Regions from separate parts of the Homo sapiens genome. Here regions 1, 3 and 4 are each linked to region 2. A link is a contact called in ENCODE Hi-C or POLR2A ChIA-PET data. All regions are on one chromosome and are shown on one strand. The core of a region is the stretch at or near the end of the contact, and the rest is flanking DNA. Distances in the headings are between cores, read along the strand shown.

Region 1 (3,168 bases), core at 228-2,727, 2.4 Mb after region 2:
ATTTATATATATACATATATTTTTTCAAAGTAGCAAGAAGAGAAGATTTGGAATATTCTCCACACAAACACCAAGTGTTTGAGGTACTGGCTATCCAATTACCCTGATTGATCATGACACACTGTATGCATGTGCCAGAATATCACATGTACCCTATAAATATGTACAAGTATAACAGATTTTGAAGTAAATATTGAGAGCTTTTAAAAATGCCACCACAGAGTTGTATTTGGTAAGTCCTACTTTATAAAATACTTAAGAAAACATATCATTTACGCTATGTGTCTCAAGGCAATTGCCAAATATATTTTATATGTTTACTCCCTAAACAATACCTATTGTTTATTTTCTCTACTAGTTCGTTCAAGAGGTACAGTGTTAGGAAGAAAAACTCTTAATGAAGCAGCAGGACCTACTCAGGGTGGTAAATGTCTTCAATTAGCTGGAGTGTGACGTGCCAACAGGGTATACCCTGGGGTTTAGTAACGCTAGAGAACTATCAATTACTAGTCACTCCAAAGGTATATAAAAATAAATTTAAGATACATTCCATTCCCAGAACTTTTCTAAAAAGATGAAGAACTTACGATTGCAGAACTCTTCAATATCTGACCATTGACTGCCCTTAAGGCAGATCACTGAGTCCTTCTCGCCAGGAATTTTCACAAAGCTTTCTTCACATTTGTACGTTATTACAGTATCCTCGGGAAAACTTGTACGGCCTTCCAAAGCTGGCTGGGCATTAGGTACATCTGGGGGAAGGCCACAGTCACCTAGGGAGACAAAAGCAGAACTGAAGGAAATGACTATCAAGTGTCCTCACAGTTGCTGTTTTCAAGACACAAGCCCCCTTGAAATGCCACACCTGAAAGAGATGACATGCAAGTTTGCAGCATCGTGTGCTCCACACGGCTGGACTCTGTCGAGAGTGGGGAACGGTCAGCGGTCTGGCCTCCCATCCTTTTAGACCAGCTTTTTGGGGGTTAAGGATACAGTCTCTTTGAGCCCTCCCTTTCGATTTTGCCAGGCTTGGCTGCTCCGCAAACCCAGCCGGGGCCTCTTTAACCCTCCACGCCGACCCCTAAAGCCAAGTCAGCTGGGGGCCGACACAGCAGGAGCCCCAAATGCTGGTGAGCGGCGAGAGCCTTAAAGGCACAGGACGGCGGGAACCACGACCGCGGGCCAAGCTCCCCACCTGCCAAGTCGCCGGCCCCTGTGCGTGTCTCAGAGACCGACTTGGACCTCCCACCCAGCCCAGGGGCTTCCCCGGCCGCCGGGCCCCTACTCACCCCACACGGCCGGCAGGCACAACAGCACCAGCAGCAGCAGCCGGGGCAGCTCCCCGAGGAGGGGCAGCGCCGCGGGCACGCTCGGCCGCGCGACGGTCATGGCGCGCCGGGTTAGAACAAGGACGCGCCGCCGGGACTCCGCCGAGTCGCAGCTACGCCCAGCGGCCGGAGCGAGTTGCAGTAAGCAGAAGCCTCGTGGCTCCGCAATACCAGTTAAATGAGTGCTTTGGGCGGGGTCTGGGCTGGGGCTCTGCGTCACCAAGGGTGGGACAAACAAGACGGGTGGAGTAGGGGTTTGTTGTGGTCAGAGGTGCGGTCAGAGGGCTCCGGCGTCATACGCCCCGGGGGCCCTAGACTCGGGGAGAGTGGGGAGGGGAAGGAGGAGGAGCTCGCTGGCAACACCCTCTGGGACTCACTCTCTCCACTGCTGGGTGGGGCCTGCGATGACCTGCCTTCTAGAAACCTAAATATCTCCTCGCTACGTAAACACAAACGGGGTGTAAACGGGAGAGGGGGAGGGGTGCTCAAGTATCGCAGGCCTTGCTGCCCGCACGTGAGTTCGTCTAAGCGGAGCATCCCCGCGCTTGAGTGCTGCCAAGGGGACCTGCAGGTGCGGTGGAGTTCGGGGGCTGAGACTCAGGCGCTGAGACGCGGTGCTCTACCCGCGTCTTGGGCCCTCTACTGGGAGGTCTGTCAAAGGCCAGCACGAGGGTGGGGAAATAACTAAGGAGGAAGGGCGTCATCTCCTAGAACACTCTCTAATGTGAAAACAGAGACCTGGGGAAACAGGTTGAATAACACAGTAGGGAGTGAACATTGTTCATGCCTTGTTCGGGTGGGAGTCATTTTCTTCACCCGGGTTCTCCTTATTTACGAAAGACACCACTTTGGGATTACTCCAGACTGACTGTAGAGAGAAATTCACCAGTGTGCGTGTGTGTATGTGTGTGTGTGTGTGTGTGTGTGTGTGTGCGCGCGCGCGCGCGCGCCTCGGGGCGGTGTGGGGTGGGATAACAATAAAAACAAACAGACCCCAAAACGCTGAATGGTGGTGGGGTGGATTTTAAGAGGAAGGCTTGTTACAAACCCTTTAGAATAAATAGCCTGAGGTTTGCAAGACTGGCCACACATTAGAATCACGTGGGGAGCTTATATATATATTTATATTTATATATTCATATATATTTATACATATATAAATATATATTCTTTAAGTTCTGGAATACATGTGCAGAACATGCAGGTTTGTTACATAGGTATACACGTGCCATGGTGGTTTGCTGCACCCATCAACCCAACATCTACATTAGGTATTTCTCCTAATGCTATCCCTCCCCTAACCCCCACCCTCCAACAGGCCCCCGTGTGTGATGTTCCCCTCCCTGTGTCTGTGTATTCTCATTGTTCAACTCCCACTTATGAGTAAGAACATGCAGTGTTTGGTTTTCTGGTCTTATGTTAGTTTGCTGAGGTTGATGGTTTCCAGCTTCATCCATGTCCCTGCATAGGACATGAACTCATCCTTTTTTATGGCTGTGTAGTATTCTATGGTGTATATGTGCCACATTTTCTTTATCCAGTCTATCATTGATGGGTATATGGGTTGGTTCCAATCCAGAGGCCCAAACTGCACCTTAGACAAATTAAATCAGCATCTTTGGGGATGGGACTGGGTATCAGGATTACTTAAAGTGCCACACTGTGCAGCCAGGTTTGAGAACCACAGACCTATATGGTACTGGTCAGAGTAAAGATCTATCCAGCTTAGGACCACCCCTGTCGAAAACAGAAAGGATATAGATGGCAAGGTGGGTTGCCCTTCTTCATAGAGAATAGCCTCAAGAACATGCTTCCCTGTAATAATTTATCTGGGTCTGGC
Region 2 (3,266 bases), core at 125-2,624:
CCTCCCTGTTTGGCTCAGCTTCCCCACAGGTTTTGTAGTGGAGGCAGAACATTGAGAATCCTCCTACCTTCTTGCCGCGAAGAGGAAAGGGCTGTGGGGGAGAAGACAGTGCCTGAGATGAGGTCTCTCTGGGCTCTCCACCCAGGCCACCAACCTTAGTCCACTGAAACACACAGCTGCTCTGCTCTCTGCTTCCTTGGGGCAGACATGGAGCCTTCTTACCCAAGAAAGGAGCTGCAGTGGAAATGGCTCCTTAGAGAGGGGAGTGTTCCCAGATGCCTTGGCTACCACACCTGCTAGGATTTGGTGCAGCATGCTGCATAGAACCCTACCCAGGTTTCTGGGATATCTGGACCCTACTGACTTGCTTGAAAACAAGAAGGTATGTGGGACGGCTGACAGGGGTAGGCTGCTAAAGAAAAGGGAACTGGTCCCTGTAGGGTTCAAAGAAAGATCACTTGGCCACTGCCCAGGCTTTCTGGCATCTCTCAGGTTCCCCCCTGGCAGCATGACTGGGCTCACTTAGAGCTTGGAGGAAGAAGGTTTACTGGCTGGGAAGGCTCAGCCTGGTCTCTCAGGCTGCAGAGAGAGAACAGGGCATGGCTCCTCACCTGACTGTGGCTTGACATGCCTTTCTGAGTCTCGCTTTTACTTCCTGGCCATGTTTGTAATGGAGACAATGAATGGCTTCCTGCATGGGTTGGCCTTCCTGGCCCAGAGCTCTCAGTGTGAACTGAGGGGAGAGGGGCCTGCGCTTAAGCTGCTGGGAAGGCAGTCTTGTGTTCAGGGATCCCTGCTTTGAAGAAAACTGTAAAAGGTCATTTAATTCATGCCCATATCACTGGGTAGCCTGAACTCTAAGTCGTTTGACTCACTCCTAATCTAATGTAATCTAATCTACTGGAACAGAGGAGTGGTGCAAGCTGTACCCTGTGCCATGGCTAGCGCCACAGGAAACCAATACAGGATACTTTCTTGGTTACCCAAACCCCTGACACCCTTAAACTATGCCACCCACTCTCCACCCAGGGGAGCTGGGATGGTAGAGCATCTTCTGCCCTACCCCGAAGTTGGAGTTCCCAAACCTGGACACAAAAGCATCCTCCTTCTCAGTTACCTCCTAGTCCCAGGCTCCAACTCAAGCCACTCGGGAAAGCATTCCAGTCCTGGGCAGATCTTGGCTCTGGTCTCAGATGGAGCAAGACAGCAGATGGGTAAAGCACACGCTTTCAATCCATAGGTCTGGGCCCCATTAACACGTCCCTTCTTGGTACCGTCTTTCTTTTTGCACAGCAGCCTTGCTGAAACAGGAAACAGACAAAGCCACAAGGTTCGCAAACCCCAGTTCCTCTCTCTTGCTCTCTGGTATCATCTAAGTGGGCCCCTGAACTCTGAGGCCTCCAGGGCTGGGCTCAGGAGCTCCTCCCATCAGTAGGCACCCCGGCCACCCTTTCTCTTGCTACTGGATTGGTCGGAGCTCTTGGACAGTTTCAAGTCAAGATTCCTTTCCATGATTAGAAAAGGATAGTCCTCTGGGTCAGATTCAGACCTTTGTGGTTTCTATGAGAGGGAAAAAAATGCCTTTTTGGTGGTAAGACCTAGATGAGATGTTCTCAGTGTAGGCTTTCATGTGTATCAGGTAGTTCTTTGTGTAAGGATTTTCCTTTTTCTTTAGCCACCTCTTCCCAATCCTGGTGTTGTAAAGAGTTTCTGCTCTTCTGAAGTAGGTGGTGTCTTTCTCAGATTCTGGAATGAGACCAACTCTGGATTTGCTCCTTTCTGGAGCAATGAGGAGGGAGTGTAAAGGTGGGTAGCTGGGGGATGAAGGAAGGAATAGAAGGCAGAGTCTTCTACACATTTTTTTATCTGGTCAACCGGACTAGGAAATTTAGGGAAAAACTAAAGGGAACTGATTTGCATGCATTAAGATGAAGCCATCACAAATGATGCAGCCAGGAAATTCCCAAGAAGTTCAGGCTAAAATAGTGGAGAGGAAACTGGATTGGGACAAGTTAACTGAGCAGCTTTGTAACCTTGTAAAATTCACCTTGTCTGGATGCTACTCACTGTGGTAGTTGGGTGATGTATGTGGCTCTTTGGAATTCTAAGGTTTGACACATGTGAGGCAGGTAATGAGACTTAAAAATAGCTGTGATAACATTTATTAACATGTGGAGAGTTTGTCACCATTTTCTCTGCTTCTGCTTCTTTCTCTGTTCTTTGAGGAGAAAAAGGACAAGGAATCGGCAGGGAAAAGCAGAGGATGGATTCTCAAGCACTAGGACTGAAGACAAGTGGCATTTACTCAGGATGAGAGACAACAGCTCAAGGCCCTGTGTCTGGAGCTTGACACATAGAGATGGGAATGAGTAGAGGACAGAGGGCTTGGGGAGCCCAAGATGTCAGAAAAAGAGAATTTTGGCCGGGCACAGTGGCTCACACCTGTAATCCCAGCACTTTGGGAGGTCCAGGTGGGTGGATCACTTGAGGTCAAGAGTTCAAGACTAGCCTGGCCAACATGGTGAAACCCCATCTCTACCAAAAATATAAAAAATTAGCCGGATGTCATGGCATGTGCCTGTAAACCCAGCTACTTGGGAGGCTGAGGCACAAGAATCGCTTGAACCTGGGAGGCAGAGGTTGCAGTGAGCCAAGAATGTGCCACTGCACTCTAGCCTGGGCGACAGAGTGAGACGGAGTTTCACTCTTGTTGCCTAAGCTGGAGTGCAATTGCGCGATCTCGGTTCACTGCAACCTCCGCCTCCCAGGTTCAAGCAATTCTCCTGCCTCAGCCTCCTGAGTAGCTGGGATTACAGGCATACGCCACCATGCCTGGATAATTTTTTGTATTTAGTAGAAATGGGGTTTCAACCATGTTAGTCAGGCTGGACTCAAACTACTGACCTCAGGTGATCCACCTGCCTCGGCCTCCCAAAGTGCTGCGATCACAGGCATGAGCCACCACGCCTGGCCAGAGAATTTTTATTGGCATAGAAGAGTGAGAAGATTCTGGGAGTTCAGGGCATTAGAGCGTAAAGAAAGACAGGAGATTTTAATAGGAGTTCCTATAGAGACCTACTATTTGGACTCCATTAAACATCAGAAAGAAATGTCTACAAAGTCCGCAGTCATTGGGATACTAATCCCATGATAACTGGGATTTAGAGTGGTCAATGATATGCTCAAGATCACACAGAAAGTGTTGGACCCAGGTTTGCTTGACAGTAGGTTTGAGCCCTTAACATTGTGTTCTGAGAACAAAACAA
Region 3 (3,394 bases), core at 107-2,606, 2.5 Mb before region 2:
CCCAGCAGGAAATGGCTCTGCTGGCGCAGAGGCAAGCGTTGCCAGCCCCTGCGCTCGCTGCTGGGGCTGCGCCCTCGGAGGTTACCTTTGAGCTGGGGCAGCGGGTGCAGCTCTGCCTGGCTGCCCTGGCTGCGAAACTGCGACGAGCCCTGGGAGCGCTTCTGCCTCTGCGCCTTGCGGACCGATTTCCGGGTGAAGCCGTCCACTTTCTCCGAGGCCGAGATGGCGGCGCTGGCAGCCCCCGCCGGCGGCGACGACGACGACATCTCCGCGGCCCTGACGCTTGGCAGCTCCGGCTGCTGCTTGCAAGGCACGGGCAGCGGCGGAGACGGCAGGAGGAGGCGGGGGAGAGGCGCGGGGTGCTCGCGCCCCTGCGCCCCGGCCCCACGGCCCTCCGGCCCCGGGACGCCGCCGAGCTTCTCCTCGCCGCCCGCCAACGCCTCACGGCCACATCTCAGCGCTGGAGGTTCCTGGTCCCCGGCGCGCGGCGAGCTCCCGGGGCTGACGGAGGGAAGGGCGGGGGCGGAGGGGGGTGAAGAAGTTGTTGACTCTGGGCGCGCAGAGCGGGTGGAAGAGAGCCCGAAGTTTAGACAACTGAGGCGGGGGCACGGGGGTGCGGGTGCCGAGCGCGCCTCTCGTCGCTTCTGCCCCCGTCGCCAGCCAGCCGGCCGGCCAGCACCTCAGCGGCCGCTGCCAGCGCAGCCCGCCCTGCCTGGAGCCTCCTCTCAGGGCGCTGCCATCGCGGGTCCCCTCGGAGCCACTGCCGCGGTGCCCGCTCTTCCCGGTCAACGCCGGCCCCTCATCGCCCGGGGCGCTGCCCCGTAGCCCCGGCCCTCTGCGTGCACACACTCGCTCCTTGCCGCGCTGGGCGGCCCGAACCCCCTCCCCCACGCGCCCGTCGGCCGCCCACGGAGAACCCCAGGCGAGCGACCGCTACAACTTGAGAAGGTGGTTGGTACAGGCGACTGGGGAGTGTGTGCGCGTGTGCGCGCGCCAGGGCGCGCGGCCCGGGGAGGGGCCTCGCAAGGGGTGGGAAGGAGGAGTTTGACTGACAACTTCCGCGGGGTCCCGCCCGCCTCTTGGTGCGGCGGCGGGGGAGGGGGCGGGAAAGCATGCCAGCCCTCTTAGCCAATCACACGGCTAAGCGGCAGCGACGGCGTGAGGTGCGGCCTCTTGAGGCAGAGGAGTGGGGCGGGCTGTGTGACGGGCTTCGGCCACAGCCAATCGTAAGTGAAGACGGCGAGCGGGGTGCCCCTGCGTCAGAACAAATGCGGCAAATCGCTTGGGAGGGAGGGGAAGCGCTCCTCCACCAGCGGGCATTTTTGCGCTCACGCGCGACTGCTCCAGGCTGTCATTGCTCTCCTGACCGTCTACGAGAAGACTGGGAAACTTGAGAGGGTGCGTTCAGAGAGCAAAATAGAGCGCCCCTTCCCTTCCCTCACCTCTCTGCTGGCCAATGAAGAACTGAAGCGATTGGTGGGGCGCCGGAGGGCTGGGGCGCGAAAGAGCGCCAGGTGTTACACCACTGAAAGGGGGCGCAGCAGAGGTCAGGTGGCGAGCAAGCAGTGTGATTGACGGGCGAGGGGCCCGGGGAAGGCGAGAAGGTGAGCTCGTCCAATCGTTGCGAGGTCTGGACACCTGGGCGGGTCTTGGCGCCTTACTGGCCCCAAACCGCAAAATTGGTAGTTGCGGAATAAATTTGTAGCTCTTGGGAGGTTCGGACTCCGCAACTCCAGAGAGCTACTCTCGCGTGGGGTTTGGGCAGTCTAGCATCTGCTGCTTCAAAGAGTTCTGCAAGTCCACGCCCTCTAAAAAGAGATTTCTCATTCCCAATTTAGTATCCTGCTAATTTTCACCCCTCCTTGAGCCAAAGGCCCTCAACTACTCCAACGAGAAGAGTACAAATTCATTGGTCAGTGGTGTGTGGATATGGAGGCTTGCCATGTACTCTTACCGGAATCTCTTTCTTGGAGATTCCGTCTAGATTTTGAATTTCTTAAGGACGAGGACTGGTCATCTTAGTTTTTCGTGCAGTGCTTTCCATACGGTGGCCGTTAATAATTATTAATCTGAACAGTCAGCCTCCCTTTGCGCCAATGGACCCAAATCTGTAATCCCCTCCCTCGAGCTCCAGACCTTTTCCTTTCAACATAATAAAAGTAATTGTCGTATATTTAAACGAAGCCACCTGATGCATATGTACAGAAGATTCCAAATTTGGCAGGAAGTTGAATTCTAGACCTAGAACCAAACATACTATCCTCAAAACATTTCCTCCTTCAGATTTGCTGGGCGGTGAAATTGTACATAATCCTCCCAGTCAAGGAGGTTCAAACCTCAGCAGCGTTTCTGACACTTTTCGCTTTCTCACATAGTCAAGCTCCAGATCATGTTAAATCTACTTTCACAATTGGCGTTTCTCCCAATGTGTACAAAGACCGCCAAACGTAGTTCACGGCTTTCAAACTCACTGCCACATCAATCTTTTAAGATCACTTTTATCTTACCTGCGTGTTTGAGGAACCACCCAATACCTGCAGAATAGAGTCCAAATTCAAGACTCTCTGCGATCTGACTCCTGTCTTTCCAAGTGTAAATTCCTACATGTGCCCACAAAAACTCTTTTTAGTTCAGGCACATCATTCCACATACTGATCCCCTAAAAGAAGTTATGCATCCTCAACACTTAGTCTTTGCTGTTCCAACATCTTGAAATAATCCACTTTTTTTTTTCTTTTTTGAGACGGAGTCTTGCTCTGTCACCCAGGCTGGAGTGCAATGGTGGCACAATCTCGGCTCACTGCATGCTCCGCCTCCCGGGTTCAAGCGATTCTCCTGCCTCAGCCTCCCGAGTAGCTGGGATTACAGGCACCTGCCACCACGCCCGGCTAATTTTTTGTATTTTTAGTAGCGACGGGGTTTCACCATGTTGCCCAGGCTTGTCTCGAACTCCTGACCTCGTGATTCGGCCACCTCCGCCTCCCAAAGCGCTGGGATTACAGGCGTGAGCCACCGCGCCCGGCCCATTTTTTTTTCATCTTTTTGAAATTTCTTTTCTTCAAACCCCCTATCTTTTATGAAGCTTGACAATCCAGCCAGAAGTGATGCCTCCCTTCTTTGTATTCCTATTGCATTTAGTGTCCACACCACTCACAGCTGAAAGTTTGTCAACACCAAGAGAGCAAGAACTCAGTTATTTTATTTTACACCTCTGTTTCCCCTACTGAGCAGAGGATAACAATCACATTTTTAGTTCTCAACAGCAGAATTTCTGAAAGCGTGGTTACTGGATCACCTGCATCAGCATCCTCTGGGGTGCTTATTGAAAATGCAGATTCCTGGACCTCCCCCGCCTCCCCCCAACAGAACTAGAACCTATGGGAAGAGCACTGAG
Region 4 (3,356 bases), core at 176-2,675, 2.2 Mb before region 2:
GTTTTTTTTTTCTTTCTTGTCATGCGGCCTCTGGGACTGAGAAGTGATTTGCAACTTGGGTCTCTCCAAGATTGCTTGCCTTCATGAGCACAACCCATTGTACTGCTAACAGCCAGAACATTCTCATAAAATGTGTACAGATCTACAGTGTCCACGGTTGAATGACATCTCTTCAGATGCAGCCCAGTTGTATGAGGTTCACACAACCTACACAGTCATCTCAGCACCTGGGAACACGTGCTTAGGAAAAATTGCCAGAGCAGTGCAGAACCCCTTGTTCTTTTACCAGGTGTGGAAACAGCTGAATCAGAAAGCCTGGGTTTCACTCTTGGTTCTGGTGAATTAGCTGTGTGACCAAGCAAGTCACTTTACCTCTACATCTTAGGGGTTTTTTTTTTTGTCTGTCAAGTGACTGAATTAGACTGGTTTTCTGGATTCCAGCCTAGAGTTGTATTATCAAGTGACTGAAAGACTAAAAACAAACAAAAACATTTCTTAAATTGGAGATCTTTTTTATTTGTAATTAAGTGGCTATTTTCAGGGTTAAAGTTTACAATGTGGATTTCAAGCTTCTGGTGCCATTCAAGGTAGATTTCTCCAAAAAAGAAGCAAATCTTGTAAGCCATCAATTCCCTTTGAGAACTTCCCAAATGTTATGTTCTTAAAAGATAGGTTTTGATAGCTATGTTTATGAACTTTTTAACTTGGTGTATTATGGGCTCCTGGCACAAACTCAGAAAGGAATTTTTTTTTTTTTTTTTTGAGACAGAGTCTCGCTCTGTTGCCCAGGCTGGAGTGCAGTGGTGCAATCTCAGCTCACTGCAACCTCTACCTCCCAGGCTCCGGTGATTCTCCTGCCTCAGTCTCCCGAGTAGCTGGGATTACAGGCATGTGCCACCACGCCTGGTTAGTTTTTATATTTTTTAGTAGAGATGGGTTTCACCATGTTGGCCAGGATGGTCCCAAACTCTGGTGATCGCCCGTCTTGGCCTCCCAAAGTGCTAGGATTACAGGTGTGAGCCACCGTGCCTGGCCAGGAATTATTAAAATAAAAGCAAGTCCAAGAAGTTCAGAGTATAACTGAACTGAACATAACTCTGAAGCAAGAAAGACTTATTTTAGTATGTCCATTAGATCCAGGATTGGAACTCTGATTTTGTTTAGTAAAATATCTACTGAATTTTTGGCATCAACTGTTAAATGGTTATTTGTGGTGGGGGAAGCTGTTTATAACTTCAACACTACACTAATGAATGAAAAGAAAAATGAGATGCAGAAAAGAAAGATGCATACTAATTGTGAAGTGGGCATGTTCCCTAAATTTAGAAATATGAAGGGCACTTGCTGGTTAAAGCTAGGAAGACAGGACTAGTTTTTCTCAGTGCTTCGTCACTTTGCAGTGCAGTAGTGTTTCCTTATCTGCAGTTTTTGCTTTTCACTTTCACTTTGCTTTTCAGTTTCAGTTCCCAGAGGTGAAGATAGACCACATTCACATAATTTTTATTACAGTATATTGTTACAATTGTTCTATTTTATAATCACTTAATCTCTTTACTGTGCCTATTTTATAAATTAAACTTTGGCATAGGTGTGTATGTATAGGAAAAAATGTAGTGTATATAGGGTTTGGTACTATCCTCAGTCATAGGCATCCACTGGGGATCTTGGAACGTATCTCCTACTGATAAGGGGGACTGCTGTGTAGTCCAGTGACTGAGAGCACCAGCCTTTGGGGCCATACTGCCGAGGTTCCAATCTTAACTTTATGACCTTGGACAAGCTACTTAGTCTCTCTATGCCTCAATTTCCTTATTCCTAATAGAGAAACATATTAGTGTTTCATGGGGTAGGTATGAGAATTAAGTGAGTTAGTATAGAATTTACTTAGAACATGCTTGGCATATAGTAAAACAGATATATAAGCATTTGCTTTTATTATTACTACTACTGTCATTATCCTCCTTAGTATTTTTTTTTCCAAAGTGTTAGATCAGTTCTCACTGAGCATTTTATTACCTTGTCTCTGCTATTAAACACATTTAAGCTATCTTTCCTAATGCAATTTGGGTACATTGAGTAATAATGATCTAAACAAAATAGAATTTCTGTCTACTATGCTATAAATCATTTAATTAAAATATGTAAAGGCAGACATACAAGGAAATATATGTAAATACATTCTGCTGATTGCCTTCAGTGATGATAGCAATAGAATGTTGACTATTCAGAAATTAATGTATTCCAGCTTAAACTAAGACCTTCAGACATAACCTTTCTAGCGCAAACCAACCAAGATAGCAGGCAATTTGCAACTGGGGAATATGCCATTTCTCATGTTAAGATACTGTTCAGAGAAGAACAAACCAATTAGACAAGATCCTCAGACTAGGGTCCCAGAGAAGTCAGTTTAAATTCTATTTATAAGACTCATCATTAATCCTTAGATAAGTCACTTGATCTTTCTGTGCCAATACCTGCCAACAGAATATTGAGAATAAGATGACCTGGCACTTGGTATGTAGAGTATAGGCACCACTGACCAACAGAACTTTCTGTAATGATGGAGGCGTTCTAAATTTGCACTAACCGCTACAGCCACTGGCCACATGTAGCTATTGAGTACTTAAAATATGGCTAGTGTGATTGAGGAACTGAATTAATTTACTTTTAATTCAGTTAAATTTAATTATTTTATTTATTTATTTATTTATTTATTTATTTATTTATTTAGAGATGGAGTTTTGCTCTTGTTGCCTGGGGTGGAGTGCAATGGTGCGATCTCAGCTCACTGCAACCTCCGCCTCCCAGGTTCAAGTGATTCTCCTGCCTCAGCCTCCCAAGTATCTGGGATTACAGGCATGTGCCACCACACCCGGCTAATTTTGTATTTTTAGTAAAGGTGGAGTTTCATCATGTTGGTCAGGCTGGTCTTGAACTCCTGACCTCCAGTGATCCACCCCCATCGGCCTCCCAAAGTGCTAGGATTACAGGCATGAGCCACCATGCCCGGCCTCCTTCAGTTAAATGGCTTCATGTGGCTACTGCCTATGGAGTTGGAAAGTGCAGGGAATGAAAAATGAAAAAATGAGAACTGTTACCTTAAGACCTAGATGACCCTTAAGTGGATTTCTAGATAAGGGGGCCTACATTGGAATTCTTTGACTCACTAAAAGTTCCACACGAAAGAGTGTATAGATGACAAGGAGGGTATTTAGGTTCATGCGTTTGCTTTGCTTCTAGTATTAAATACTATGTTGAGGCCGGGCACGGTGGCTCACGCCTGTAATCCCTGCACTTTGGGAGGCCGAGGCGGGCAGATCACAAGGTCAGGAGATCGAGACCATCCTGGCTAACAC

Evidence for each region. A loop is a pair of places that touch in the nucleus more often than their neighbours do. ChIA-PET counts read pairs that join two places held with the same protein, here RNA polymerase II (POLR2A). Pooled maps may share reads with other maps.
Region 1: a loop to region 2 is called in a pooled map, with 4 times the contacts of the local background. The contact joins the promoter of CD55 here to the promoter of TRAF3IP3 in region 2. A Hi-C loop is called at or near these places in 2 of 37 single-sample maps with no recorded cell type and 7 of 50 pooled maps.
Region 3: a map of CD8-positive, alpha-beta T cell shows a loop between it and region 2 (8-fold over the local background). The contact joins the promoter of LINC02608 here to the promoter of TRAF3IP3 in region 2. A Hi-C loop is called at or near these places in 3 of 168 maps with a recorded cell type or tissue (CD8-positive, alpha-beta T cell and naive thymus-derived CD4-positive, alpha-beta T cell), 1 of 37 single-sample maps with no recorded cell type and 8 of 50 pooled maps. POLR2A ChIA-PET finds 5 or more read pairs at or near these places in 1 of 52 experiments (activated CD4-positive, alpha-beta T cell).
Region 4: a pooled map shows a loop between it and region 2 (6-fold over the local background). The contact joins the enhancer-like site here to the promoter of TRAF3IP3 in region 2. A Hi-C loop is called at or near these places in 2 of 37 single-sample maps with no recorded cell type and 5 of 50 pooled maps.

The regions. Positions count from the first base shown.
Region 1 is chr1:207,319,987-207,323,154 of GRCh38, reverse strand. CD55 (CD55 molecule (Cromer blood group)) reads right to left here and starts at 1,477. Exons shown (of 10, transcript NM_000574.5): 1 at 1,290-1,477; 2 at 588-773. The coding sequence starts at 1,389. LOC107985251 (a long non-coding RNA gene) reads left to right here and starts at 1,026. Exons shown (of 3, transcript XR_007066838.1): 1 at 1,026-1,469. RefSeq lists a silencer at 1,202-1,281 and an enhancer at 1,842-2,051.
Region 2 is chr1:209,754,161-209,757,426 of GRCh38, reverse strand. It overlaps TRAF3IP3 (TRAF3 interacting protein 3), which reads right to left and starts at 1,374. Exons shown (of 17, transcript NM_025228.4): 1 at 1,118-1,374. RefSeq lists enhancers at 802-1,211, 1,492-1,651.
Region 3 is chr1:212,282,983-212,286,376 of GRCh38, reverse strand. LINC02608 (long intergenic non-protein coding RNA 2608) reads left to right here and starts at 1,356. Exons shown (of 4, transcript NR_125984.1): 1 at 1,356-1,398. PPP2R5A (protein phosphatase 2 regulatory subunit B'alpha) reads right to left here and starts at 967. Exons shown (of 13, transcript NM_006243.4): 1 at 86-967. The coding sequence starts at 266. RefSeq lists a silencer at 235-1,204 and an enhancer at 1,375-1,454.
Region 4 is chr1:211,936,965-211,940,320 of GRCh38, reverse strand. No RefSeq gene overlaps it. Among named protein-coding and RNA genes, the nearest start is that of INTS7, 97 kb to the left of the region's middle. RefSeq lists an enhancer at 1,337-1,416. Within about 2 kb of position 1,425, at least 5 of the 41 ENCODE cell types and tissues checked have a DNase peak (open chromatin) inside an H3K27ac peak, as active enhancers do.